Linked DNA regions of Mus musculus: all the other regions are linked to region 7. Evidence: chromatin loops called from intact Hi-C (ENCODE). Cell type or tissue: heart. All regions are shown on one strand. Region 1 overlaps Mgat5 (mannoside acetylglucosaminyltransferase 5). Region 2 overlaps Mgat5 (mannoside acetylglucosaminyltransferase 5). Region 3 overlaps Mgat5 (mannoside acetylglucosaminyltransferase 5). Region 4 holds the start of Ccnt2 (cyclin T2). Region 5 has its middle 12 kb from the start of Gm41945. Region 6 overlaps Mgat5 (mannoside acetylglucosaminyltransferase 5). Region 7 holds the start of Mgat5 (mannoside acetylglucosaminyltransferase 5).

The links. Hi-C counts contacts between places; a loop is a spot of excess contacts. Peaks named below come from ENCODE experiments on the same cell type or tissue, not always from the same donor. Only the 100,000 strongest peaks of a DNase experiment are listed, where the experiment ranks them.
Region 1: a loop joins it to region 7, with 9 times the contacts of the local background. A loop is called at or near these places in 27 of 42 quality-filtered maps.
Region 2: a loop joins it to region 7, with 2.1 times the contacts of the local background. A loop is called at or near these places in 4 of 42 quality-filtered maps.
Region 3: it touches region 7 in a loop (2.3-fold over the local background); 4 of 42 quality-filtered maps call a loop at or near these places.
Region 4: it touches region 7 in a loop (2.4-fold over the local background); 6 of 42 quality-filtered maps call a loop at or near these places.
Region 5: a loop joins it to region 7, with 4 times the contacts of the local background. A loop is called at or near these places in 11 of 42 quality-filtered maps.
Region 6: it touches region 7 in a loop (10-fold over the local background); 15 of 42 quality-filtered maps call a loop at or near these places.

The regions. Positions count from the first base shown.
Region 1 is chr1:127,457,390-127,461,389 of GRCm38, reverse strand. It overlaps Mgat5 (mannoside acetylglucosaminyltransferase 5), which reads right to left. Exons shown (of 18, transcript NM_145128.3): 14 at 1,408-1,554. All of the region lies in intron 2 of Gm41947 (a long non-coding RNA gene), which reads left to right. Among named protein-coding and RNA genes, the nearest start is that of Gm41947, 20 kb to the left of the region's middle. In heart, a CTCF peak has its summit at 2,186 (motif pointing right); a DNase peak (open chromatin) is centred at 2,309; H3K27ac peaks cover 675 bases.
Region 2 is chr1:127,337,748-127,341,747 of GRCm38, reverse strand. The region is part of intron 4 of Mgat5 (mannoside acetylglucosaminyltransferase 5); the gene reads right to left. Among named protein-coding and RNA genes, the nearest start is that of Gm23734, 35 kb to the left of the region's middle. In heart, no CTCF peak of the experiment used is centred here; a DNase peak (open chromatin) is centred at 2,457; H3K27ac peaks cover 502 bases.
Region 3 is chr1:127,255,371-127,259,370 of GRCm38, reverse strand. All of the region lies in intron 2 of Mgat5 (mannoside acetylglucosaminyltransferase 5), which reads right to left. Among named protein-coding and RNA genes, the nearest start is that of Gm51747, 43 kb to the left of the region's middle. In heart, no CTCF peak of the experiment used is centred here; a DNase peak (open chromatin) is centred at 2,150.
Region 4 is chr1:127,772,049-127,776,048 of GRCm38, reverse strand. Ccnt2 (cyclin T2) reads right to left here and starts at 1,885. Exons shown (of 9, transcript NM_028399.1): 1 at 1,664-1,885; 2 at 867-948. The coding sequence starts at 1,821. 2900009J06Rik (RIKEN cDNA 2900009J06 gene) reads left to right here and starts at 1,995. Exons shown (of 2, transcript NR_045298.1): 1 at 1,995-2,121. In heart, a CTCF peak has its summit at 1,712; DNase peaks (open chromatin) are centred at 1,998 and 2,668; H3K4me3 peaks cover 3,367 bases; H3K27ac peaks cover 3,275 bases.
Region 5 is chr1:127,010,081-127,014,080 of GRCm38, reverse strand. No RefSeq gene overlaps it. Among named protein-coding and RNA genes, the nearest start is that of Gm41945, 12 kb to the left of the region's middle. In heart, a CTCF peak has its summit at 2,028 (motif pointing left); no DNase peak of the experiment used is centred here.
Region 6 is chr1:127,407,608-127,411,607 of GRCm38, reverse strand. All of the region lies in intron 11 of Mgat5 (mannoside acetylglucosaminyltransferase 5), which reads right to left. All of the region lies in intron 5 of Gm51746 (a long non-coding RNA gene), which reads left to right. Among named protein-coding and RNA genes, the nearest start is that of Gm51746, 28 kb to the left of the region's middle. In heart, a CTCF peak has its summit at 1,803 (motif pointing right); a DNase peak (open chromatin) is centred at 1,907; H3K27ac peaks cover 899 bases.
Region 7 is chr1:127,201,770-127,205,769 of GRCm38, reverse strand. It overlaps Mgat5 (mannoside acetylglucosaminyltransferase 5), which reads right to left and starts at 784. Exons shown (of 18, transcript NM_145128.3): 1 at 343-784. In heart, CTCF peaks have their summits at 488 and 2,356 (motif pointing left); DNase peaks (open chromatin) are centred at 499 and 829; H3K4me3 peaks cover 1,374 bases; H3K27ac peaks cover 1,177 bases.

The sequences.
Region 1 (4,000 bases), 260 kb before region 7:
GAAGGCGCTGCTGTGTCACACTAGGCGTTTCCAACGCTGTGATTTCCCAGGCAAAGGCCCCGAGGGATCCTGCTTTAATGTCCCATGCATGAGCAGCCAGGAGAGTCACTAAGTACCCAGACATAACAAGGAAGCCAATCTCATGGTATCTTGCACACACCTGTGTCTGTTCAGACACAGAATCCTCCTCGCCTTTGCCACACTCATCACCCACACTGAGCTGTAAATGACTTATGCTTATCGCCCCAAATGAATCCCAGCACTGCTCCAGGGTGACTCATCACCCACCGCAGGTTTCAAGAGCATCTGCAAAGGCAAGTGGAACAAGGCTCCTGTGACAGGCTCTGGCCGTGAGGGGACAGGCTGTCAGCACGGTGGGCTGAGGGTGGGCTAAAGACTCAGGCACAGCTTTCATCATTTATGATGTCTTGTCTCTGGGGTCTGATGTTCTCCTCTCTCCTCTCTCTTCCCTCTCTCCTCCCTCTCTCCTCTTTCTTCTCTTCTCCTTCTTCTCCTTCTCCTCCTTTTCCTTCTCCTCCTCCTCCTCCTCCTCCTCCTCCTTCTTCTCTCTCTCTCTCTCTCTCTCTCTCTCTCTCTCTCTCTCTCTCTCTCTCTCTCCCTCTCCCCCCACCCTCTCTCTCTCTGTATGTGTGTGTGTGTACATACCCCTACAGTGACTAGGTCAACCTTGGGTGTTGTTCAGGCACATCTAATTGTGTTTTTGAGACAATGTCTCTCATCAGCTTGGAACTCACAAAGAAAACTAGACTCCCAGGGATCCACCTGTCTCTGCCTCCTCAGTTTTGGAATTTTAAGAGTCTGCAATCATGCCTAGCCTCTTACTGAGTTCTAGGGAACTAGTGTGTATGGCGAGTGCTTTACTATTGACTAAGCCACGTCTCTAACTCTGAGGCTGATGTTCTCCAAGTAATCACTGGACACAGTTCCTTCGCTCTTCACCAGGTACAGTGGAGAGGCGAGCAAGCACTCCCCGTGGCCTCCTCACTCATTCTAGCTGTTAGATGGGATTAGACCAGGACACCCAGGATCATGAGAAGCAGAGTTAGGGTGGGAGTTGGAGGCTTTGCTCAAAGGACAGGAGCTCTCTGTGTGAGCATGAGAACCTGTGTGGAACTCCTCCACACACGCCAAAGATGCAGGGTGGGCATGACATCCCAGAGCAAGCTGGAGAGCCGGAGTGGTCAAATCAGTGAGCTCTGAGTTCAGGGAAAGACCCTGGCTTAGTGGATAAAGTGGAGATGGAGGGAGGAAGACCCCACACTCACTTCAACCTCTGGCCTCCACATGCATGTCTGTACACGTGTGCATACCTTCATGTGTGCATGCATGCACACACAGGAGGACCATATGCACACACAAACCCAGAAGCATAAAAGAGATACTCACCTCTCTCAGTGTTGGCTTGCCAATGAAGAAGTCTGTGTTTTTGCTGCTTTTGGGAGGGTTGAACTTGGGGTTCAGGAAAGCACATCCATTCGCGATGGCCTCCAGGGGAGCTGGGCCTTCATAAGGGAATCCGAGCCCAACGAACAGCTGTAAGACAGGAAAAGACATCACATGGAGATACCAGTCAGACTGCCTCTCAGCTCCTGCGGTCTGTTTCTGTGGCTGCCTCTGATGTTTTGCAGGGGTCTTAGATCTCCAGGTGGGTGACTTGCGACAAAGAGAAGGGGCGTATACCAGGATATGCAGAATAACATGTGCAAGGGCCTGCAAAGGAACTTGCCTTGTTCCCATCTCCTTTTCTGATGTGAAAAAAAAAATGTCAGGGACTGAGGGGCAGGGAGGGCAAGAGTGTAAATCAAAACCAACAATAAAACCCAGGACCCAACAATCCTCTTTCTGTCACTCAGCAGGCGACATAACTAGAAAAACACTTGCTTAACTAAACAGAAGGTTTCTTCACTCAAGCAGGGAACAACAGGCTCTTTCAGGGACTCTGGGGGCCAGGAACAGAAAGGTCACTTGGCGGTTTGATTACAGTTCAAATGAAACTGCTTTCGACCTTGGGAGGTCAGTAAACATGGGTTTTATGATAGCGTTCTCACTGGGGACACCACTAGCTGGCTGGTTTTGCTTTTTCTTCTGTGGGAGCAGAGGTTTCAAACTGCAATTTCCCAGTTTCCCTCCCAAGCTAGCAAAACCTCAAGTTTCCCTAGATGGACGGTAGATGGCAGCAGAAACAAGCTAACGGTCCTTAGAAAGCCCACAGTGGCCCGAAGCTGCTGGGACAAAGGGATGCTCAGGCAAGGGTCTGTAAGGTGCACAAAATGCAAGTCTCTGTGCATACCAGGTACAGGGGACAGTGTGCTGTGAGTGGCAGTCACCAGGCAGGGTCCAATCCTGGCTCTCTATGCCCACACGCAGAAGCCAAGTCTTAAACACACCAAGTGACAAGGGGACATGGGTGTCTCGTGCCTGGTGGGTGTGAGGTAGGGTGGCAAATGCTGAGGTTCCTTGCTCTCTCGTGTTCAGAAAGACCCAGGTCATTTCCACCAAGTAATGTAGCCATTCAGGCTGGAATGAAGATATTTTAGAGATAAAGAGACATTAGTGCCCCTCCCTTTGGCAACCAGACATAGAAACCAGGAGCCCCACGGAACTGGGATTTCCCCTGAGTCTCACACTGGGAGAAGAGTTGTCTGGTGCTGGCCTGGCAGGGGTGGTAGTGGTGGGAACACTGCTTGTCCTCGCTGTGTCAGAACTCCAAAGATGAACTTGGGAGGCACTAGACCTCTTTCTTTGTTTCTCTCCCCAGTGTGGCTACAATGTAACTCTCTTTGCTCTTCACTGCCATTGACCTCTTTTGTTGACCCATTGAGGAAACATGGCTGAGCCTGCCGTGCATGTTAGGGCTGCCAGGGCCCAGACCTGACCCTAACAGCTGCGGACACAGGACTGCATCAGGCACTCTGGCTCTTTTCGACTCTAAGAAGAAGGTGCTAGGCAAGACAGGCAGGGTCTTGGCAGGTTTAAGGAGAGATGCTGGAGCCCAGAGTGTTTCTCCACCTCTGAGCATTGTGTCTGCCAAGGAGTGCTGATAGCCTCCTTAACCCTACACTGTCATAAACAACCCTGGGAGAGATGGGAGCAGCACATGCCTTAGCCATTCCAACAGAGAATCCTGGTGGGCCATGTGATCTCCTTTTAGATCAACCAATCTGAATCTACTAAATAAAGGATGAGCGGCTATTGCTTGATGAACTCAAATGTGACCTAAGTTTAATTATATCTGAATAATAATTTGCACCAACTCCTAGGCCCTCCTGGCCCAGAGTATCTCAGTACACATAAACACTTGAGGGGGCTGGGGAGACAGCACAGTGGGCAAAGAAGTGCTTGCTGTGCAAGCATCAGCAACCTGAACTCAGATCCCCAGAGCCCGACAGAGCTGGATGCAGGAGCATGTATGTGCAATCCCAGGCTCCTACAGTGTGATGGGAGAATCCTTTGGAGCCTGAAGGCTAGCTTGTTGGGCATACGCAATGGTGAACAGTAGCCACCCCATTTCAAACAAGATTGGGGAGGAGAATGAAGACCTGAAGTTTTTGTCTGATGTTCACATGCACAGTGTGGCATTCATGTAGCTGCTTTCATATATGCGAACACACACACACATATGCATACATACATGCAGCACTAAACACTTTGCAACAGCTCCCCAAGCCTCAATCACCATCTGTCAAGGACTCTTAAGCAAACGCCACACCATTTCTTAGCAATGAGTTTTCTTGTCACACTAGTTAAGGTGACATGCACTGACGTATGTCCTTGAAACACTGAAATAACAGTTTTCTATCAGCTGTCAGTAAGCAATTTTCCCTTAGTTCCTATGTACTCATTACCTGTGACAGCACAATGGAGCACATGTATGAAGGTCGCATAGCATCTCTAAGAGTTGAATAAGCGCAGCCTAGGTAGAGAGAACTCAGCATCTCCACTCAGAAGCTTCTGCCCACAGACAGTCTTTCACACACCT
Region 2 (4,000 bases), 140 kb before region 7:
TGAAAGTTCAAGGGCATCTATGTTGCCTAATAGGAAAACCAAAGGGTATTTGTTCACTGGTAAAATAATCCAAAATATCCAAGCTTACCAAAGCCAGCGTCCTGTACATTTGAGGAGGTTTTGTTTTGGAGGAAGGGTCCCAGTTGTGTCAGGATGGCTTCAAGCTCACTATACAGACAAGGGTGGCCCTGAGCCTCTGGTCCTTCTCCCTCCATCTCCTGAGAGCTGGGATCACAGGGGTGCCCCACCATGGCCAGTTTATACAGTGCTGGGGATGGAACCTAGCAGCTTGGTGCACGCAAGGCACGTATCCTACCTACTGAGCTGCATACCCAGCCCCAACATCTGACACTTAAGATTATATCCAAGCCATCAAAGTGTTCAGACTTGTCCAACTTTCTGTTCCTGAGCCTTAAGCTTTTTCATCATCAGATGTCCCCCAGGTGACCTTAAATATCAATAACAAGATGATATTTAAGAAAGTACCCAACTGTCTTAGCATCTGTAGACATCACAAGACCCAGGATATCCTAAATGAGCCTGGAGTCCTAGCCTATGCTTCCTCTACACGGGGCAGATTATGCATCCTTTCCCACCTTGTCTGGGAATACAAGATAAATGTTCTACACATCCGCTTAGAGGAATTAGTAAAGTATTTTAAGATAATTTGTGCTTAAGGATATTAAGCTCTCCAAAATAAAATTATTCCTTTAAATCAATTTATTAACATCCCACAACTGTGGTGGGTGGTACACGTGATATCAGAGACAACACAGGCATCTGAAGTAGTACTGTTCATGCAAACCAGGGGGCGGCTGGCTTTTTTCTGGGAAGAGCTGGAGAATAAACATTTTGGCATGGTGAACAATATAGTTCCCTTTGTAACTACTCAATTCTGGTTCTGTAGCACAAATGCAGCCACAGGCAATAAACCCTCAAATAGGCATGGCTATACATTCAATTAAAACTTCACACCCCATCACTGTTCAGATAAGGCTAGAAGTATACACTAAAGACCTTGGAAAGTCTTGCTTCCTTGATTTGAGGGAAATGTTCGAATGTCTCAATCTCATTGCCTTCTAAAATGCCACGAAAGTCTAGTTATAGAAGAAGAAACAAAGATCAAGTAACTTTTCCAGAAATCCTAATGTAGGCCAGGGCAGCCATGTGTGCAAATCTCTGTCCCCCAGGGTCATGGTTCTGCTAGTATCTGGGCAGATGGTAGAGCTGAGACGGGTGCTTTCTAAAATGACTTGGCCCGAGTCTTCCTGCCGGCTATTTCGGATCCCACTCAGAGACTTGGACTCACATTGCTGCACACACTGCACCCTCACTCGTCAGAGCCACCTAGTGAACAAAACCACGCCCACAGGTGCCCTGCGTCAGCCAACAAAATATAAGTGGGAGATGATACAGTTTAGAAAATGATGCCTGTATTAGACATGGTTTTTAATGTTATAAAATACCTGACTAAAGAAAACTGAGGAAGGAAGGTTGGCTTTGGCTCAGGGACTGAGCAAGCAGAGCCTAGTGACATAAAAATCACAGCGACAAGAGCATGGGGCAGCTGGTCCCCTTTCTCCCAGTCAGGAAGCAGAGAGATGGACATTGGTGCTCGGCTCGCTTTGCCTTGTTATTCAGTCCTAGACTCCAGTTATGAAGTGGTGCCATCCATACTCAGACGGGACCTTCATACATACCTCAGCTACATCTTTCTGGAAACATCCTTAGGCACACGTCCAGAGGTGTGTGTCCAAGCCGGTCAGTCGGACAGTGAAGATTAGCATCCGTACCCATTTCCATTTTCAGTTTGGCTAATAACTTACTTCCCACAGTAGATGTCATACCTGTGTGTCTTAAATACACCCCACCAGAATGTGGCCTGGAGCTTCCAGAAGGCCGGTTCTTCTCTCTGGAACCTTCTCTAGATAGTCCTTGGGTTCCCTTCTCCCTTTCAGAGGTGTTGGCCCAATGTCTCTTCTTGAGGGGGTCTTCTTTAACACCCAACTAACACCACCACCCCCTTCTGTCGCTGCTGGACCAACTGCACATTTATGTATCTATACAGTGGGTTTACTCATCTCCCTCTCTCCAGCCTGAAGAAGGAAGGGCCTGGCAGGACATAGAGTATCCAGCAGATGATCCAACTCAGTCAGTCCCTGGGTTGGAGGAGAACGGCAATTTTCTATTACATCTTGTGGCTCAGCTATAATTTCTAACATTTGAACAGTCCAATTGCATCCCTCTTCCTGACAGGGAAAACAGGTTTTTGTCCGAGCTTCCACTTGAAAACACAACCCAGTAATTCACTTACACACATAAGCAGGAACTTGGCTTGTTCTGGACACTTGGAGCCTGCGGGCATGAAAATCACAGCTCAGTGAATTCCCAGGTGTCCTGGATGACAGCTCAGGAGCCCTGAGCACAGCTTGGCCCTGGCACACGCGGGCAGTGGGCATTCTTAGCCAACTCAGCTGCTGCTAATGGCCCTGTGCCCTAAAGAAACAACTGTCCTCCTGGCACGGCAGAGCTGCAAGCCAGAGGCCACCTTCTTAATCCTCACAGCATTCCTCGGTAGGACAGGGAAGGCAGTTAATCTCTGTCACCATGTCACTCGGTTCTGACAGAAATGTAAGAAGAAAATCGACCTTGCCCCTATCTTCTGGAACACACATCTGTCTCCCCAGAGCTAGGCTTCAGAAAGCCACTGAAGAGAAATGAGGACAACTTCAGCCAAGTGCCTCACTTGGGTGACAGATAAGATCAGACCCGGCACATACTAATCTTTTCACTGCCCCAGCCTAACTGTACCCTGAAATGAAGTTTTAAATGTTTACTTTGTTCTCTGAAAATCTTGCTATAACTTGTAATGCTTGCCTTAACCATTGTTAATGAAAGCAATTACCCAGAAGGTTCTATTAGCATAGAGTTTAGACAGGTTAATGACTGTCTTCCCTTGAGAACAAAATACTCCCAGTAGGCAGTCCCCTCCTCACGTGCAATGAGAAGACAGGGAAGGGGACACAGGGAAGGGTCAAGCACTGTTTTGGGTCTGCCTGAGTTTGACGGGACAGGAGGTGTAGGAACTGTATGTATGTCCCTTTACGCATGGATGAAGAGAGAGTCCAAGAAGGCATTCCCACCCCCAGGTGGCTGCAGAGTTTGAAGGCCATCATAAGGCTAAAAGCCACAGGGATCCAAAGGGTTCTTTCAGGCAAAGGAAAAAGCATCTAAGGACTGAGAATTAAGAAACACAGGACAAGGGGCTGGGGAAACGGATCAGTTGGTAACACACACACACACACACACACACACACACACACCCTACAAAGTAGCTGAGGTTACAGATTAGTGGTAGAGCACTTGCCTTGTGTCTGAGGCCCAGAGTTACACTGCCAGCACCACTATAAAACAACCAGCAGCTAGCATCTGATCCTCCTGGGGATAACCTGATTGAGGGAATCGTGGGTGTGCAAAGTCAAGAGCACAGCCAAACAGAAAACCTCTCAAAACCCCACCCATCATATCTCCTCATTCCCACGAGAATAGCTAAAGCCTCCAGAGTGGCTTCTCTATTTTTAAGCCTCGAGGTCCGGAATGCGTCTGTGGAAATAGGCGTCAAACACAAACAGGTGAAGAAGAAAACAGCAAAAGACAAGGGAGCACGTGGGAGAAAGCAGATGTGTCGGGGACTGAACCGTCTGCGGAACCGACACCATATGTGAGCCCACGTCATCACTGTCTGCACGTACCTCATTAAGACAAATTAGAGCAAGCGATGGCTGTCATCTTCTGATCAAAACAAACAAGCCTAATTTCATCATGCCCAAATCCTGTCTCTGTTATGAAGTGTAACCCAATGCTGAAGCTTCAGGCCCCATAGCAGGGAGACCACCTCTAGTGCTGAGGATCCATCACAGCTGCTACTGTGCTTGTCTGGCCTGTGAGAAGCTCCGGATAGGTGCTTACCACTGCACAAAAAGGTGTGGTGGTGCACACT
Region 3 (4,000 bases), 54 kb before region 7:
GAGAGAACTGAGTTCTTCTGGTTGTCTTTTGACTTGTGTGTGTGCACAGTGGCATGCACATCTCTACCCACAACACACACGATAATAAATAGAAAAGAAATTAATTTTAAGTTTTGAAACCTACTTCTGGGTAGATAATCCCAAATAACTGAAAATAGAGACTTAAAAAGCTACTTGCATCCAACTGGGTGTGGTGGTCCGTAACTGCCACCTTAGCACATGGGAGGCAGCAGCAGGAGGATCTCTGTAAGGTAAGCTCGGTCTAATGTATAGTGAGTTCCAGGATAGTCATGGCTACATAGAGAGACCCTGTCTCAAAACAAAACAAACAAACAAAAACTTACAAACTAATATCCATAGCAGCACTAGGCACTAACCCCCAAAGGTGGCAGTAACCAGTGTCCATCCACAAATGAAGAGACAAAAGCCAGGGAGCATACAGTGGAATATATTATTCAGCCTCAGTAACATGGTTAAACAGATGAGACACTATACTCGGGGGAGATGCTGTTCCTGGGTAAGAACACTTGTTCCATAGGCATAAGTCCCTGCGTTTGATTTCCAGAAGCAAAATTTAAAACAAACAAAAACCCCAAAAAACCCAGCTAGCTGAACACAATGATCTAGGCTTGTAAACCCAGTGCTGGAAATGCAGACTGCAGGCCAATGAGAGAACTTTTCCCCCAAAAGAAAGTAGACAGGGTCTCAAGAAGGAGAATCAACACTGTTCTCTGGCTTCCACACGCACATGCGCACACGTGCACATACTCACATACACACGTGCACCTGTACAACCACAAACATCCACGTAACAAGATGGAAGGTAACAACAATGCTTAATCCAGAAGCCAAATCACACTAGAATGAACATTCCAGAAGGACTGCTGCTGGTGTGAGGTTCCAGGCTGCAGAATCCCCTGACCTCAGATCTTGTCGGGACAGAAAAACAAGGTGCAGAAAATGCAGCGTACTTGGTAGCCAGCACTGATATTGTGGGGAAGAGAATCAGCAGGCGGTGAAAGAATTCACCCTCTAGAACAGACGAGGAAGAATCATCGTTTATTGAGTGGGCAACAGGAGGGCAGTGGGCTAAACAGTGATCAGAGTAAGCCTGCAGTGCGGGGCAATGGACATGGCGGGGCTCTATCTGGGAGAAGGACTTTTACAAGAGTTTCTCTGCTTGCAGTCTCCTGGCGTGTAATTCATGCTATGGGAAGGAGGGCCTTCCAGATTAACCAAGCACAGTTCAGGGAGGTTAGCAGAAGCCACTGTGCAGCTTCATTTCCAGTTGTACCATTTCTGCCATGCAAATCAGGGCAGGCCAAGCAAAATACAAGACAGGGTCATGCAAATGAGAGTACTCCTGGCAGATCTAAATTCCATGGGTATGTCTGCTTATCCCAAAGCCACACCCAGTGTCCTCCCATGTTTCCATGACCTTCCTAGGAAGAGGACCTTCTAGCAGCCAGAGAGATGGACTTCCCACAGTTTCCTGTATGCACAAGAGTATCCAAGAAAGTCACTAAACCACATCTGTGAAATAAGCAAGCTCAGGGGCTCTCTGTAACCCATATGCTACGAGGTCACTATAAAATTCCTGTGACTGACTTACTTACTATACAACTAAACCAAGTTATTCTAAAGCAGTGGTTCTCAACCTGTGGGTTCCGACCACTTTGGCGGTTGAACGACTCTTTCACAGGGATCCCCTATGACCATCTGCATATCACATATTCACATTTTATTCTTAATAGTGGCAAAATTACAGTTATGAAGTAGCAACAAAAATCATTTGATGGTCGGTGTCACCACAACTTAAGGAATTATAATAAGGGGGTCACAGCCTTAGGAAGATTGAGAATCAATATTCTAAAGAAAAGCTAGAGCCACTTAGGCCAATCAAGTAAATAGTGGACCCTGAGTTAGAACAACAGCACCAAGACCAGAGAGAAGTAGGAAGCATCGTGCCAGCCACCTTCTTACCCTGCATATGCCTCCTATACATTAAGCATATTCCTGGACTTTGTCTCTGCTTCCCGGGGTGGGGCAGACTCCAGCCCTTAGAACTTCCTGACTAAAAGGAGTCTTTGTGACTCATGAGCTCCTTGGATCACAGATATAAGTGTATTAAAGGGTCACATGACTCAAGTAGGGGCTGGCCGCCAGAAAGAACAGCCACGTGACCATGAGAACAGGATCATGAGTCAGGGAACAGTGGGGATAGGAAGCTGTAAGTTGCAACAGGCCACGTTAACGGTGCCCCAGGAAAGACTCTGGACACTGTGTTTGATGGTGCATCCGGATGGCGCATCCGGTGGGAGAACCTGTGATAAGACCAGAAAGCAATGCTCCTTAATTCCACAAGAGCAAAGCAGAGGAACTGAGTTTGAAACCCTCCAAGACTTTAACCTATGTGTCTCTTGATTGACTTGATTTAAGATTCTTTATGATTAAATTAATAGTAAGCAAGCTGGGGAGATGTTTCAGTGCGTCAAATGTTTTATCTCAAAATTACTCAAGTCCCTAGAACCCACTTGAAGTTGGACACAGCAATACTCTTACTGCCCTAAAATGCCCTAAGATGCCAGGCAAAGTGAGGGGGAATCCCCCAGAAGTGGGGGCTAGCTAGCCTGGCCTACGAAGTGGAGAACAAGAGACTCTGTCTCAAAGATGGTTGGTTCAGAGATGAAGACTGGCTCCCAGGATTGTCCTCTTGACCTCCACAACCACACCACAGTGTGCACGAGCCCACACACACTTAAACATATGCATACACAGGTGTTCTTGGCAACTCTGGATTTGTAGTACAACAGTCTGAAGTGTAAATGACTCAGAATCCCACCACAGCAGGCATTTGTTAGAGACAAGTCCTTTTGGTTAATGGGCTCTGTGAGAGTTTCCAGGGGATGCTAGATTAAACTCAGTATTTCAGCAGCAATAAGAGCACCTCTCTCCACATTCAGTCAGTATATAGATGCTGCACACTGGTGTAATACCCAGGTTCAAGAACACTGCTTTCATTTGTGAAAGGTTACGGCCACCCATTTGTGAACAGAAATCTTTCCCCTCTTAGTAGAAAGAGCTAAAATATTGGGAAACAGTTGTGGAACTTAAACTCAATTATCAATGTGATGAGATTTAGAGTTAAAAGAAAGATGGGCCTTTGGGTGTGTCTGTGGGGGACTATACTGGTTAGGTTAGTGGAGGTGCAAAGACTTACCCACAATGGGCAGCACCATTCCCTAGGCTAGGAGCCTGAACTGAATAAATAGAAGAGAGTGAATTGAACAACAGCATTTTGCTCCCTGGGTATGGATAAAATGTCACCATCTGCCTCAGATTCTTGCTGCTGTACCTTGATGGACTGTACCTTCAAACTGTGAGCCAAAATAAGCCCTTCCTAAGTTGCTTTTTTTTTTCATGATATTTTTAACTGGAGAGCAGAAATATCAACATCTTGTCTGAGAGATAGGTACAGAACATTCTTTATATAAAATCGTCACAGCAATTTCAATGGAGGGATGCTACCCAGGCCTCACAAATGGAAGGAGTAAAGCACAGAGAAGCAAAAGGACTTGCCCAAGGATACACAGTGAAGGGGACAGAATTCAAAAGCTTTTCTGTGTCCTGTGGTGGTGGACAGGCTGTGACTTCTAGCTATATCTGTCTCCTGTGGTGGTAGACAGGCTGTGACTTCTGGCTATGTCTATCTCCTGTGGTGGTGGACAGGCTGTGACTTCTGGCTATGTCTGTCTCCTGTGGTGGTGGACAGGCTGTGACTTCTGGCTATGTCTATCTCCTGTGGTGGTGGACAGGCTGTGACTTCTGGCTGTGTCTGTCTCCTCTGGAGGTAGACAGGCTGTGACTTCTGACTATGTCTGTCTCCTGTGGTGGTAGACAGACTGTGACTTCTGACTGTGTCTGTCTCCTCTGGTGGTGGACAGGCTGTGACTTCTGGCTATGTCTGTCTCCTGTGGTGGTGGACAGGCTGTAACTTCTG
Region 4 (4,000 bases), 570 kb before region 7:
ACAACTTGCAAATTTGATAAACCAGGTTAGACTTAAGATCAACTGAATTTAAAGCAGGAATTAATCTAAACTATAACATTTCTGCCATTTCAAAAGCAAAAAATGTAAGAAACTTTTCTAAAACTGTTTCCTTAGCAATTGGGAGCCTAAACTCCACAAACTATCCACAAAGAACATTAAGTCCTTACATGGCCTAGTCCTACATGTGCCTTTCAGAATAACACTATAAAAATTCTAATAAAAGGCAAATTATAAAGAGAAATTAAAGTATTACTTCAAAGCAAGACTCAATTCATACCATTTGAAACAAAGAACCCTACACAATTAAATGTATCCTTCCCAAGGACTACACTTGCCCAAACAAACTATTCTGTTTTGAGTACTTAAATTATTCTAATATAAATCACCCCAACTGCAAATTTTACATGAGCAAAACACTATCGCTTTTTGAGTTAAGAAACATTTTGTTTGTTTCTCCGCCAGGCTTGGTGGCACATTACTTAATCCCAAGCACTGGGGAGTCAGAGGTAGTAGATATCTCTTTTGAGTTCAAGGCCAGCCTGGTCTACATATTTAGGTCCAGGACAGCCAGACTTACAAGTGAGACCCTGTCTCAAAACAAAACAACACCCCCCTCCCCAACAAATCCAACAACAAAAGGCTAACACTGTGCTTTACAGCTTAATTAATAAAATTCTCTCTCACACACACTCCTCTGCACGAGGCAAAACGTTTATTGCATAACTCACATTTATAGTAAACGTAGAACGCTCAATTTATAAGTAAAAACAACGATCAACTAACTTGTTTTCGCATTATCTACTCATTTTAACATTCGGCGTCTAAAACAATAAAACAGTACTTACATTTCTGTTGAATTTGGTGAAGGAATGGTGCATATAAAACCTGTGCATATAAACAATCGCAGTGTTTATTGTAAGCTGAGAGCTGGGATGCAACGTTTAGAAAATAATCTAAGCAAAATGTTTCCAAAAACTAAATCAATTTGAATGGAAAAATCCCCTTTCCATTTACTCAAATCCAATCCTCAACCTGAAAGTATGCAGAAAGTCTGCGGGGAGAAGAGAAATCAGTCTGGATGCCAAATTATTCTAATACGCTACGTAGGGAGAGCCCAGGAATTATTTGCAATTAGGTTACAGCTTAGTACAGTAGAAATAAAGTAGTCGAAAGGCGCGCGCCACACACCCAAAGAACATGAAACATCTACGTGCGTTCCCCCGGCGCAACAGAGCCGCCCTGGAGCCGGCACGGAAGCCTCGGAAAACACTTTCCGTGGAACATCTGCGACCTCTCTACGTCTCAAGGCCTTTTCTGACTTCCGAAAGTGGAAGGGGCCGCCCCTTGGCTTTGCTCATCCCGGATTCCTCCTCTCTCGCCAGGGAAGCACTGCTATTCCCTCCCGCATCACGCGCTCCCAAACACAGGTTATACAACGCGGGCTCCCGGCCCGCCTTCCCCGGCACATCTCCTCTTTCTCCGGCTCGCCACGGCAGCTCGGGCCCTAGCTTTCTCTGTGTCTTTCCCGAGATCAAAAGACGGCAAAGGGAGCGGCGCCATGTTCCCGGGACACTAGGCCCGGTCACCCGGCGAGCGCGACCAGGGCGTGTGGGACGCAGGGCCGCAACTAGAAAAAGGATACACATTGAGACGTTGCCCCATGTCCTGGATGAGGTTGGCCGCCTGCTGGCGATGCGACAGCTCTTCATCCGCTTCCACTCCGCAGCGGCGGCTCGGCGTGTTCTCCAGCTGTTCCCGAGTAAAGAACCAGCGAGAAGAAGCTCCACGGCCCGACGCCATGACACTTCCTCCTCCGCCCGCGCCCTGAGCCCGCCCCCTCCCCGCCTGCCTCCGGGACTCCGCGCCAATGTGTCGAGGCCCCGCCCCAATGTGCTCTCCGTAGGGTGGGCCACGCCTTTTCCGGGCCTGCTGCTACCCACGCGCACGCGCAGGGACCCGCCCTGCCGGCTCGCGCTGGTCTTTTGCTTTCTCTTTCCGGCCTCCCTCCCCTTTCTCTCTCTCGGACCCGCGGGACCACAATGCTCTGCGCCTCTTGTCATTGGGAGACGCCGTAAAGTGGGGGTCACTCGGAAAGAAAAGGTCGACGCGGTGCATGCTGGATCTGGGAGGGGCTAAGGGGAAGGGGCGGGGCGAACAGGGAAGAGGTCCTGAGGCTGCCTAATAGGGCTTGGACGTTAGCTTTCAACTAAACGGTTTATTTTGTGGTCTGTGAGTTTGCGGGTGCGTTAAAGTCAGAAAAGGCTTTTCTAGTCTCGGCTTCGTGCTGTAGCTTCCATTTTCTTACATGTTGGTGGGTGTATTTTCTTAGCTTTGTTGACTCCTGTGTCCACGAATGGCTACCCTCCGGAGGAGTTAGCTAGGAAAGAACGCTAATTCTAGCAGTGAACTAACAGTGTCTTCTGGGTTTTTTGGTTTTGTTTTTTAAATCGCTAGTAGATGTTGGGGAGCATGCGCCTTTAAAACGTTACTTTAAACCTAAAGCCACTCAAGGGGTATGGGTTGTTTTAAAACGATGTGCCATGTGTCCCAGACTGGCTTTGTGTTCACTCTTGTAGCCAAGAATGACCTTGGATTTACTGTCCTCTTGCTTCCCCCTCGGAAGTGCTGGGATTACAAGGCCAGTGGCATCACTCTGCAGATATCTTTCTTATTAAGTTACCTGTCAAACAATATGAAGTTAATAATTGGAGGTCATGACTCTCTAGGCCTTCCATCCAGATGGGGTGTATGGTTTTGAAGGTCTGTGTGGTTTCTGCGGGTTGAGATTGGGGGATGGTTGGGGAGAAGCAGAACGCTGTAACTCAGGTTGTCCAGAAACAAAGTGCAGGGATTATAGGCTGGTGTGCCGCATCTTGGTTGAAGTGCTGGAGCAGAGGGCCTTAGGCATACTAGGCCAACAGTCTAACAAATGAGTGCAAGAGAAGCTAAGAAAAAAATTGTTTAGGATTTTATAAAGTAAGGTCTCTTATAACTGATGATTTATTTCCATCTTTTTGTAAGGAAGCACCACTCATTTGTTTACATGTTATCTGCCTCTGAGTTAATGCCTATTGTATATGACCAAATTACACTTTAGTTTTTAAGTATTTTCTGAAGACTGCAGTCAGTTATCGAAAACTGGCTTTTAAAAAGCCAACGAGGGCTGTTGAAATGGCCGACCAGCTAAAGGCAACGCTGCCAAGCCGGACAACTTGAGTTCACTCCCCACCTATATGGTAGAGGGAAAGACCCAAATGCTACAAATTGTCCTCTAACCTTCACACGTGCTCAGTGGCACACATGCGTGTGCACACTCATGCACAATAAACAGCTGTAAAGAAAATGACCCTATCTAAAAATTCCTTAAAATGAAAATAAATAAAAGGGCTAGTGTGTTTGTGATTAAAACTTGAGGCTTTCATTTGTCAGGATTTGGGGGTTCCTGCCTCAGCCTACTGCCTGCTCTATTGTGCTATGCTAGTGTTTTGATTATTGTAGGTGGTTATTGTGAACAGCCACCTAAATAATACCTTGTTATAGATATAACAAGATCTCTCATCTTGTTACCTAGATGTTCCTAGATTGATTTAAAGTAACATTCTATAAGTGCCTTTCTACAACACTCAGTCCTAATGATAAAAAAGAGAAAAGTAGAAATGGAGGAGAGCTTTTCAACTTTATAACATCTACAGAAGACAACAGCCAGCATGGCACTTGATGTTAAGGTGGCTTCCATATAAGATTAAGGACAAGGCAAGTCTGTGCCCTCTCTGTTGACTCCTTTCAATATTGTACGAAGTGTCTTATATAATACAATACAAAAGAAACACACAGTAAGCAGATCTGTCCTTTCTGTTTTCTTCAGTTGTGCATGTTGCGGCAGGGCACATGTTGCTGCGGGCATGCCAAAGCACATATGTACAGGTTGGAAGTTGACTTGAGGACTCTTCTCACCTACCACGTGGACCATGGGGATTGA
Region 5 (4,000 bases), 190 kb after region 7:
ATTGCCCACAGTACCACCTCTCTAGATTTTGGGTAAAATCCTGTCCCATTCTGAGACATTTTTAAATTCAAATTATTAGGTGGACAAAAAAGAAAAAGAAAGAAGGGAGTAAAGGAGACATACACGTGACTCATTTCGTTGCTATGTTGCCTTTTGAAGTATTTATTTCTAAAAATCATGTGTGTGTGTGTGTGTGTGTGTGTGTGTGTGTGTTGTGGTAATTATGTGCACAGATGAGTTCAGGTGCCTATGGCATCCAGAAGATGGCATCAGTAATGCACTGGAGCAGGAGTCACAGGCACCTGTGTGCCACCTGATAAAGGTGCTTGGGATACGGGTTCTCTGAAAGGGCAGTGTGTGCATGTAATCCCTGAACCATCTCTTCAGCCTGTCCCTGGTAGAGTTCCTATCATTCCCAGAATGCTGTTGGTTCTAGGGAAAGAAAGCAGTCTTGTGGCAAAGTTGACTGTCATGGCTCCCACCGCCCCTTCAATTCTGTCAATGGTCAATGGCATTGAATGTTATCAAGAGACAAAGTAGTGAAAGGCAGCTAGCTATTCAGAGTAAATAGTTGGGGCACTCCCAGAATTTGGAGCAATTAAGTCTGCTGTAACATGCAGTGTGGATTGTGCCGTGGTTTGTTAGAACACCTGTTAGACTTAGGTTAGATTTAAGAGCCAAGTGTTGACAGGAAGTTGATGATCTGGCCTGTGTAAACTTTTGGGGTTAATTAACAGAATGGGTATTGTTGGGAAGTCTCCTTGTATTAACCTTAGGACCTGGTAGGCCATGCCTTGCAACAGAAATGCCAAGCTAGGGAGGGTATGGAACTGGCATTATCTGCCACAGATGTTTAAATCAGCAGGTTAGGTTTCAGCTAGTGCCATGAGTTCTAGCCTAGATCTGAACTTCAAGTGAGCAAACTGGTTTATTCAGAGCTACAGACAAGCTCTTGGTCACAAGGTAAAAGTAGAAGTTATCAATTAAGGAAATCAGGTCTTTTGAGGGGGTATCTTGTGATAGAAGAGAAATGGACAGAGAGAATGGGGTTAACTGCTGCTCATTATATAGCAATTGAATATAGAAACTTGCGAGTCATATAGATCTGTGTTCGAGTCCTGCCTGGACCATACAATGTAGTACTGATACGTTGAGTTTTTCTGGGTTTGTAGCCTCATATACAAAGGGGGACATTAGGGAATGAATTGTATCCTTCCCATTCATATCAATCTCTCTCTCTCTCTCTCTCTCTCTCTCTCTCTCTCTCTCACACACACACACACACACACACACACATCCACACAGTGTGGGGTGGGGGTCATTTAGCCTAGGCTGGCTTTGAACTTCTGGTGTAGCTGAGAATGACCTTGACCTCCTGCCTCCTTCTGACCAGTGCTGTAGTTACAGATGTATGTTTTAGTTATAGTTATAGATGTATGCTAGCATGCCTGGTTAATGTAGTGCTGGGGATCAAACTCAGGTCTTTGTGTGTCCTAGGCAAGCACTTTTCCAAGTGAGCCACATCTCTAGCCCTGAAATCCTAACACTGAGTCTCTTAGAATGAGACTATTTGGAGCTGAAGTCCTTATGGGGGACAACGAAGTCAAATCAAGTCGTTGTTATAACCTCTAATCTCATGCATTCGGTTTTCCTATGTCGTGGTTTGAATGTGAAATGTCCTGTGATCACATGTTCAAATCCTTGTTCCCAGCTGGTAGCACCATGTGGGAAGGTGGTAGAATCTTCAGGAGGCAGTGCTTTGCTGGGGGAAGCAGATCACTGAATGTGGGCCTGGTCACTTTCCCCTCCGCCTTCTTCTTCCGGAGTGCAGATAGAGTGTGAGCAGCTGCCTCACGATCCTGCCGCCATGCCTTCTCCACCAAGATGCACTGTGCCCTCAAACTGCCAGACCAAATAAACCTTTCCCACCTTAAACTGATTTTGTCAAGTAGAGCAACAAGACAAGTTACCTCTGTAAGAAGAGTGAGAACACAGGTTCCAGGGAGGAGACTGCCATCTACAGGCTGGAGGAAGAGTCAGAGTGAAAACTGCTAGAAACTTAACTCCTGGATTCCCAGCATTCAAAACATCGAGGAAATACTTTTCCGTTGTTTCCTCAGCTTGTCTGTGGCATTTTGTTATAGCAGTCCTTGCCAGTGAATGCAATGGGTAGCAAATTTTTATACATTTCCTATGCTTTGTGGATTAATGAGCTCTAGAGTCAAAATAGGTACTAGAGAATCTGACATTGAGCAATGCAAATTCTCTTATTGAATTATTATTATTAATTATTATTGTTATTATTATTATTATTGTGTGTATGTGTATGTAGGTCAATGAACTGGAGAACGTGACCTGAGCACAGTCATGCATTGATTTATTGCTCTCTGTTCTTGACTATGAGTGTGATGTAACTGGCTGCTTCAAGTTCCTGCTGCTTTGATGTCCCCGAAGGGATGTTTTGTAACCAGGAATTGTGAACTAAAATAAGCCCCTTTTCATTAAACTGCTTTTTATCCAAGGTATTTTATCATAGCAACAGATGTGAAAGTAGAACACCGCACTACAGAGACACATGCCCACTGAGAGTCACTATGTTTCTATTGTCTTTCCCAGATCAATGGCATTTGATCCGGCTACACTTCATGTCCTGTACTACAAGAGCAGATGTAAATATCGTTTGAAATACAGTGCATATGGGGGCATTCTTCTTATAAGCTACAAATGGTTTCCTTAAGACTTTGATTTATTGCTAATCTCCTTTCCCCATTCGCTAATCACTGAACTTGACTGCAGTTGAATATGCATGTGTGGGAACCATGGGAATTACTACTGGGAAGCCAGGGTCGGATTAAGCAGTTAATGCTGAGTGGAGAGCAAAGAGCAAAACCAGATCAGAACGCTATGACAGAAGGGCAGACTTACAGAAGACTTTGGGGTAGCTGTACTGTGACTGAAGTATTAAAGAGTATGCAAGGAAAAGAATGGGGAGCAATGGTTCTCAGCCTGGGCATTGAGCAACCCTTTCGCAGGTGTTTCCTAGGACCATCAGAAATATCAGATATTTATGGTATGACTCATAACAGTAGAAAGATTACAGGTATGAAGTAGCAATGAAAATGATTTTATGGTTGGGGGGGGGTCACCACAACATGAGAAACTGCATTAAAGGTATATATGTGTGTGTGTGTACACATGTGCTGGCTACAAAAGGACATTAGATGTCCTGTTTTATCATGTCCTACCTTGTCTCTTATTGAATCTGGAATAGGCTGATAGCCAGTGTGGTGGTTTGAACAGGTTTGGCCCCCATAGACACATGTGTTTGAATTCTTGGCCCACAGGGAGTGGCACTACTCCTTGTTGGAGTAGGTGTGGTCTTGTTGGAGGAAGTGTGTCATTATGAGGGTGGGCTTTGAGGTTTCCTATGCTTAAGCTCTGCCCACTGTAGAATCAGAGCCTCCTTTTGGCTGCCTGCAGAAGACAGTCCCCTTCTGCTGCCAGTGGATCAAGGAGTAGAGAGCTCTCAACTCCTTCTCCAGCACCATGTCTGCCTGCATGCTGCCATGCTTCCTGCCATGATGATAGTGGACTGAACCTCTGAAACTGTAAGCCAGATCCAATTAAGTGTTTTCTCTTATAAGAGTTGCCTTGGTCTTAGTGTCTCTTCACAGCAATAAAACTGTAACTAATACAGACAGGAAGCCCCCGCTATCCTCCTGTCTCCATCCCCAATGCAGGGTCACAGGCAGGCATGTGACCAAGCCTGGCTTTTCATGTGGATACAAGAGGTTCAAACTCGGGTCCTCGTGCATATACAGCAAGGGCTCTTACCTGCTGAGTCATCTCCCCAGCCCTGGGAATGAATTAATTTGTGATTTGAAATTGTTCAGGTAAATGATCCCAGGACTAGAATATAGCAGCTTGGCCCAAGCTCTTCAGAGAAGAGCCTGCTGCAGAATTGCCTGGCTCTTTTTGGACCTGGCTGTGGACAGCATCC
Region 6 (4,000 bases), 210 kb before region 7:
GTGGCGGTATGCATCTGTAATCCTAGCGTTGGTGGGGAGTCAGGTGGATCCCAGGAACTCTCTGGCCATCCAGGCTAGTAGAAAAAGATAAACTCAAAGGTTCACTGAGGGACCCTGCCTCAAAATAGATAATAGATAGGTAGATGGGGGTGGGGGGAGGAAGGGAGGGAGAGGGAGAGGGAGAGAAAAAAAAAACTAAGAAGTGACTGAAAATAACAAACATTAACCTTCGGCTTACACACACACACACACACACACACACACACACACACACACACACACGAGATGTACAGTCATGGACTACACAGTAATAGTCAAATAAAGATCGTATAAACAACAGCTGTCCCTTGAGGTTCATGGCTTGATGACACCCTAGCCATCTTGGCTTGGTGAGTGCAGACTAGGTTGTTTACACAACAGCCACACACTGCATCTCAGTACAAGGTTTCACTATGTAGCCCTGGCTGTCCTAGAACTTGCTCTGTAGACCAGGCTGGCCTTGAACTCACAGTGATCTGCCTGCCTCTGCTTCCAGAGTGCTAGGATTAAAGGCGTGAGCCACCACCACCCAGCAACAAGAATAAGTCTCCTTAAGCACCTTTAACCAACAGCCAGCCATGACTGCCATTTGGATTTATATTGGACAGATGTGTGGACCAAAGACCAAACAAAAAGCGAGGGTCTCTGGAGTATAAACCTCTTTAAAATAAAAGCCAATTTCTTCAAAGCTGGGATGTGAATAGGGCAGACTATTCTAGAAGGAAAAAAAAAGGATTTTTTCCTCTGGTCCACCCTACCTATGGGTTCTACAACTTCATCATATACCCAAGTGGGAAGCTATACCAGAGGAGCCAAGAACATTTGTATTTTGGGACTATAGGTTTTGAAATATTGTGTGTGTGTTGTTATGTCTATGTGTGCATGTGTGTGGAGGTCAGAGGACACCTCAGGTGCCATTCTCCATGTGCTGTCTACTTTGTTTTGAGACAGGATCCCCCACTAGGGTCCTTACTAAGTTCACTGACCATTTAGCCTGCCTGGCAGTGATCTTAGCGAGCTTCCTCTCTCTGCTGGGTTTCAAGCGTGTGTCCTCATGCCTAGCTTTCTATGTGGGTTCTGGGAATTGAATTCAGATTTTCCTGTGGCTATCATTTTAACAAGTAGAGTTATTGCCCCAGCCCTGTATGATTTTCAAGTATGTTTTACCAGGAGGGAGCTATCTGATCAGAAGACAATTCTCTCTTGATTAAAATAGCAACCCTCATCAACTCTACCTATCTTGTTCAGATAAATTTCAGCATGTCGGGTGATGGCTCAGTGAAGGTCATACATGGCTGATAAGAAAGGAAGCAACCCTTGTTTAGTCTGACTCAAAGAAAACCAGCATAAATAACAGAGAAGCGAACTCCCCCAGTAATTGAGACTGGCCATTCAGTGCAAACCACATTCTGAAACTTCAGTCATGACCATTCACCTTCGGGTGCTTACACGGAGTTAAAGCTTAAGCAAACTTCTCTTTTGCTTTGCTCTGGGTTTCTAAGAGCTAAGGAATGCTTTGCCATTAACAGAGTCAGCCCAGAAGTTCGTTCGTTCTCTCTCTCTCTCTCTCTCTCTCTCTCTCTCTCTCTGTGTGTGTGTGTGTGTGTGTGTGTGTGTGATGGAGGGGTGGGATTTACACACAAGTGTCACTATATGCATGTGGGAGCCAGAGTTCAGGTGTCTTTCCCAATCAATTTCCACCTTATCGATTTTCCAAAACATTTACTTTATCTGTATAGGTGTGTGCCTGCATGAGGCCAGAAGAGGGCATCAGACCCCCAAGAAATGGGGCTGTAGGAAGCTGCGGCTTGCCTGACATGGGTGCTGGAAACTCAAAGAGCAGCATGTGCTTTTAAGCACTGAGCTGTATTTTTAGCTCCACCTGCCCCACCCCTCACCCCAACACAGTGTCCATCACTGAACTTGTGCTGCTGCTTCGCTAGGTCTGGCCAGTGAGCTCCATTAATCTACCCATCTCCACCTCCCAAAGGCTGGGACGGTGAGTGAGTGCAGCCACACCAGGCGTTTTCATGTGGGGCTGAGGATATATTTTACTACTGAGGGAGCCAATTCCCAGCCTGCAGAGACCTTTTCAACCCATCAGAGCTGACCTGCTCAGAAAGAGACACCCCAGCTCTGTTCTCATCCTTATGAAGAGTTAGAGAGGTGGTGCTGCAAATGCACTCTGTGGAGATAAGCTGGCTACACTAGCTCATCTCTAAGGCAGGGGTGGGGGTGAGGGGTGGGGTGGGGGTGTGGCTAAGGTGGGCCACAGGAAGAGGGACTAACAAGGGCTCTGACTGGGGAGCTGTGCTCAGTCAGGCCAATCTCTTATTCTATTTCTGTGTTTTTGAACACATGCCCAGAGGCAAGAGCCATGGCTACAGTTAGCTGAAGAGGAAATTACTAAATAAATGCAATGGCTAATGAGAGACAAAGCAAGGGCTGGCTGCTAGCTGTTTTTCGGCTAGTTTTGCTTACTTTCCCTCCTTTTTGAGGAGCGCAGAGGGGAGGGCACTAGAACTGGAAAGAACAGGGTCCTGGGAAGAGAGCCAGTGCATGCTAAGCACCCTTTCTTTTGTCACTCTGGGGCTCTAGACTTTAAGATGATAGCTTTAAACGTGTATTTTCAGGAAACGGTGGAGTGACTAACACTCCACTCTTGGGATATTTGTCCTGTGACGACGCAGTTTGTCCATGTCCCTACACGGGCACTTACAACACAATGACTAAAGTATTTTGTGGGTCTTATTATATGATATATTATCTAAAACATAATAAAAGCAAGATGATTAAAAATCACAAAAGAAGAAAAATTACACATGTGTAATTTTTTTGTGTGTCAAAGATTCTTTTAGCATTTAGCTTGGATGGTGAGAGAGGGAGGAAAAAGTCTATTTTTTTTCCCTTTTGGAGTAAGGTCTCCTATGGCCCCCTATATAGGCCACTCACTATACAGCCAAGGATGACCTTGAACTTGTCCTCCTCCTGTATCCATCTCTCCATTGCTAGAACCGAGGCAGTCACCACTACAACTTATGTGTTCCTGGTGATGGACTCCAGAGCTTCCCTACCTGCTAGGCAAACATAGTAGTAACTAAGCCACACCCCTGTCTATTCTTACTGTGCCGTGGTGCAACCGTAGTTTGGTACTAAATCAAATTTGAGATTGTGTGAAAAACACATTACATCTAGAAGCAGCCCTCAACTTGCGGAACAGCAGCTTGCATGCTGGTGGCTGAGGACTTCACACACTTACATACACAACCGCCAGAACACATGTCTGACCCTTCTATGTCTCTAAGTCTAAGTAGCACAACTTGTCACCAGACCCTGGGTTTCTTAAACATGAAGGCACAAGAACCCCTTGCTCAACACATACCCAGAGGCAGGTGATTCTAACTGACCCTAGGCTCCCTGTGGCAGACTACAAGGAGCTGCCCAGCAGCTGTTTGCATCCTAGCATCTGTGGCAAGAACCCCACTCTCAACACGAGCATTCTTCCCTCTGCTTATGAAGAATCCGAAGCCATAGGCCTGGCTGATACTACAAAACATGACCTTCTTGGCTGTAGGAGAAAAGGCTCAGTGGTTAAGAGCACTTGCTGCTCCTGCAGAAGATCCAAGCGTGGTTCCCATGTGTGGCGGCTCACAGTCACCTGTAACTCTAGACCAGGGAGAATCCATGCCTCTGGCCTCTGCTGGCACCTGCACATACACAGTTTCTACAAACTGACTTTTCATCTGGCTCTAACCTCAATCCAAGTTTCCTTTTGGCTTTGCCTTATGTTGAGAACACAGGCATCAGCTGTGGTTGGAAGGGCATGAGGACAAATATTTGCATTTCAAAGGAAATCAGTAAAATTGCACTATAAATGAGACTCAGGGACCATGGCACTTTCTGGAATCAGTCCATCCAAGAAGAGAAACACATGGGAGTTCTACAAAAACCACCCTGATAT
Region 7 (4,000 bases):
ACGCCACCCGAGCCCCTTCTGGACAGTTCCTTGGAAGCCTAAAAGCCTCAGAGGCTAGAGAAGATCTTCGGGGTCCCATGAGAGGGGATGCCTCTGAGCAGGTGGTGGACCCTCCAAGCGGGTCCCTCGGTTGTACTCTGGGGTTCCCACCCCCGTCCCAAATCAAACACGGCCAGAACATCCACCCACGCAGCCCCCGGTGTCAGCGTTGGGCCGGATAAGGGCTGCCTCATCTCCCCTAACATCCCCCACGCGTCCCCCCGCGATCCACAGTCCGTGCATCTCCCCGAAGGGGGATGGCGAGCTTCTGAATCGATCGCTCGACCCTGCAGCAGCTCTTACCTGCTAGTAGGGGAGCAGCAGAAGCACCATCAGTAGCAGTCGGGTTCACTCTCCAGCAGCCTTGCTCCAGGAACAGAGGTCCCAGGCACAGCCAGGAGCGGGGTCAGAGCGCCCCCTGAGACTGAGATGCGGCTACCTGGGCTAGATCGAGCCTGGGGCCGCCGCCGCCACCGCGGGAGCCGCAGGGCTGCCGGGCGAGCGGGCCTCGGCAGGGACGGTCTGAAAACTACCAGCCCTGTCGGGGCCGTGCGCAGCGCGTCCACCTTCCGCCCCTAGACGCAAGCAGGGACGTTCCTCCTGAGTCCAAACGATCAGGACAGAATGGTTAGGAGATCTTTTCGAGGTTTCTGCTACCCTTCCCGGATCGACCTACCCAACTTCTCTCAGCTTCTAGGCTCGCGCCGCTCTCCAAGGCAAAGGGATTCCGGGCCACGGACGTTCCGCAAATTCCCCGCCCACCCCGGCAGAGCGCTCAGCCAATTCGGAACGCCTCGGCTTCTCGGGGATCGTCTGCAAACTCTAGACCCTGTACAGGAGGACTTGAAGCCGCTCCATTCCGCAGCCCAAGGAGAAACAGGCAGAGAGCTAGACCGAGGGAGCTGAGTAAATAATACTCTAGCAAGGTCAGGGGCAGGGTACAATTACTGTTACATACAGTGCATTCTCCAGAGTGATGGTCTCTGGGCCTCCTCAGGACAGGGACCTTTCAGGAGTGAAACCAGTGGGGAGGAGATGGCGGGCTCAACTGTTTAGGGGGTCTTGCCAACTTTTAACAAACGCCCTGAGCTCCATTTTTATACTTTATAGAGTAGATTGGCAAAAACAGTAGGAATTTCTGTCCCGTGTCTTTTTTTTTTTAACTGAACAGATTTGTATTTGTTTATTTTGTGATGGGGGGGGGGGGGGGTGGTGCAGTCTTACCTAACCCAGACTGGCCTCGATGAACTTGCTTTTAACAGAGCATACCCTCGAACTCTGGATCTTCTTGCCTCCATCTCCTGAGTACAGGAATTACAAGCATCACACCCTTGGCTTTGGTGACCCTGAGCAAGTCATTTATCCGGATCCTCTTAGCGGCTCTATTAATGAGGGCAATAACGGCTGCTCCATGACATTATTGTGAAAATGTAATGAAATATTTGTAAAGGGTTTGGCAGTGACTGGTACACAGTAGGCACACAATTTTTCTAATGTGCTTCTTTTTCTCTGCTCAGTCTGCGTTTTATGAGCAGCCTGGACAGCTTAACACCGTACTCTTGTAAATTCAAACAGAAATAAAACACATCTCCTGCCCTGAGGGCACCACAATGAAACACTGACTAGCAAGCAATATTCAATCGGCCACCCTCCAGGGAGCTGGCCGTGCATTTACATCACGGAGCATTATAGATCCTGGTTAAGTGTTGTCTGGAATGGAAGGAGGGTGGACTGATGGATTACCCGGGGTGTAAATGACAGGAAGTTCTGCTCCTGTGAGCCATCGCTATATCCAGTTACAGTAGAAGGGTTTATCCTGCAGAATTTCTTCAACCTTGTTTCACAGCTCCGTTCTTAGGCTAATTTCACCCTAACTTGCCCCCCTCCACATCCCCGGCAGAATTATTTTAAACCTGGGGATTATAGAATTTTGGATTTTTTTTTTTAACACTAGAAACAATTTAGTTCCTCTTCTGCGTTTTGTGAAGTAGCCCTCTCGGCTACACAGCCAGTGAGTAAGAGCTCTTGACACCCAGGTCCTTCATAGAACACACCTGTGGTGTTGTCTCCTGCTTGGAGCACCCTGGGAATGTACACAAATGAAATCAGCCCTTCTTTAACATCCACCTGGAGGAAGAGGCTGGGCTACTTCTGGATCAGAAGAGCTTCCAGGTGTCAGAGACAGTCCAAGTGGGGTCCAAGGACACCGAGGAAATTGGGGTGCACAGGATGAGCTTTTCTGGAAACCCTAGGAATATTCTGAGGCATTCTTCCTTGCAAGCCAAAAAAAGTGTCTCAAGAAAAATGGTGACATCTGGTGGCCAGGACTTTCTGTGCTGGTTATAGATTATAATCATAATAGATTCTTTAGAAAGCCAAGTCCCATGGACCAGACCGTTCCTAACTGTACCAACCTGGTTGTCTGAAAGACATTCATCACTTAAACTTTATAGAGGATATTCTATATAGTTATTTCAGATTCTTTAACCCAAAGCACATACATATATAAAGAAATAAAATATGATATAAGTAAAATAGTAAATTCATATGTACACATATGCATAATCTCTCTTATCTATTCTTTTCATTTACATAAATATATTGCATGTTCTTAGGGAGAAATTAATATTACTTCAATTGTTCTTTCGATAGAGTAAAAGCATTAATTTACTGGAGCTGGGGAGATGCTTCAGTCAGTAGAGTGCTTGCTTGTGTGATCAGGAAGACCTGAATTCCATCCCTAGAACCCATATGTAAAGAACCAGGCTTTGTGGAGCATGCTTGTAATCCCAGCACTGGGGCCCAGGAGACAGATGGATCCCTGTAGCTTGCTGGCCAGCAAGCATAGCCAACTTGGAGGGTTCCAGGTAAAAGTAAGTGAACCTGCCTCAATAAATAAAGTGGGCATCTATGAAATAACACCTAAGGTTGACCTCTGACCTCCACAGGAACATGTACATACCAAGGGACTGAATATACTATCTGAATAATTGCAAAAGGGACTCTTCCTTGCAGAGAGGACAGTGGTGGCAAAATGAACTAGTGGTGGCTAGTTCATCCCCAGAACCAATAAAAAAAGTTGATCTCAAATCAGCCACACCCCAGCCTGGACGGTGACTTCCTCGAAGTTATCTAGTCTGCGTATATTAACCCTTCGGTGAATCTAATCTATATACCCTGGTGTCTCCCAAGACCACAGGGCCCTGTGCAATTGGGGCAGAATTCTAGTTTCCTCTTATTGCTATGACTAATGCCATGAGCAAATACAGCTTTGTAGGAAAGAGCTCATTTGGCTTATACTTCCAGGTTGCAAATCATTACAGAGGGAAGTCAGGGTAGGAACTCAAGACCATGGAGGAACACTGCTTGCTGCCGAGCTCTCTGGCTTGATCATAGGCCCATGTTACCCAGGGTTGGTGCTGCCCCGCTGTGGGTTTGGCCTTCCCATATCATTCATTAATCAAGACAATCTCTCAAGTATGTGACAACGTCCAACCCAGTCCAGGCAATTCCTCAGTTGAGGTTCCCTACTCTTAGGATGTATCATCAAGTTGACAATAAAAACCAGTTGGCACACTACACATATACACACCAATACATCCTGTTGGAAGATTCAGAAGAGGGTGATAGGAACCTCAAATGAGGGTCCAGTGACCCCTCCCCCTTCACCTCCTCTTTCTATGAGAGATCCTCAACAGTCAAAAGGCCTGCTCTCAAGGGTCTCTTGTTAGGAGTCACAGCTGCCTCAGTGAGCTCAGTGGTTGTTACTCTGAGAGAACAGAGTGCTACAGGTATCAAATGTCTTCCGATTTTTTTTTCCGTGTCATTACCAGTGCCTGTTGCCAAGTCATTTTAAATTATATTGTTCCATGTCTGCCTGTATATTTGTTCCAGGTACCATATGGTAGATGATTGCTCAGTTATCAACACAGTAAACAGGCTTTGTCCACATAGTCGACTC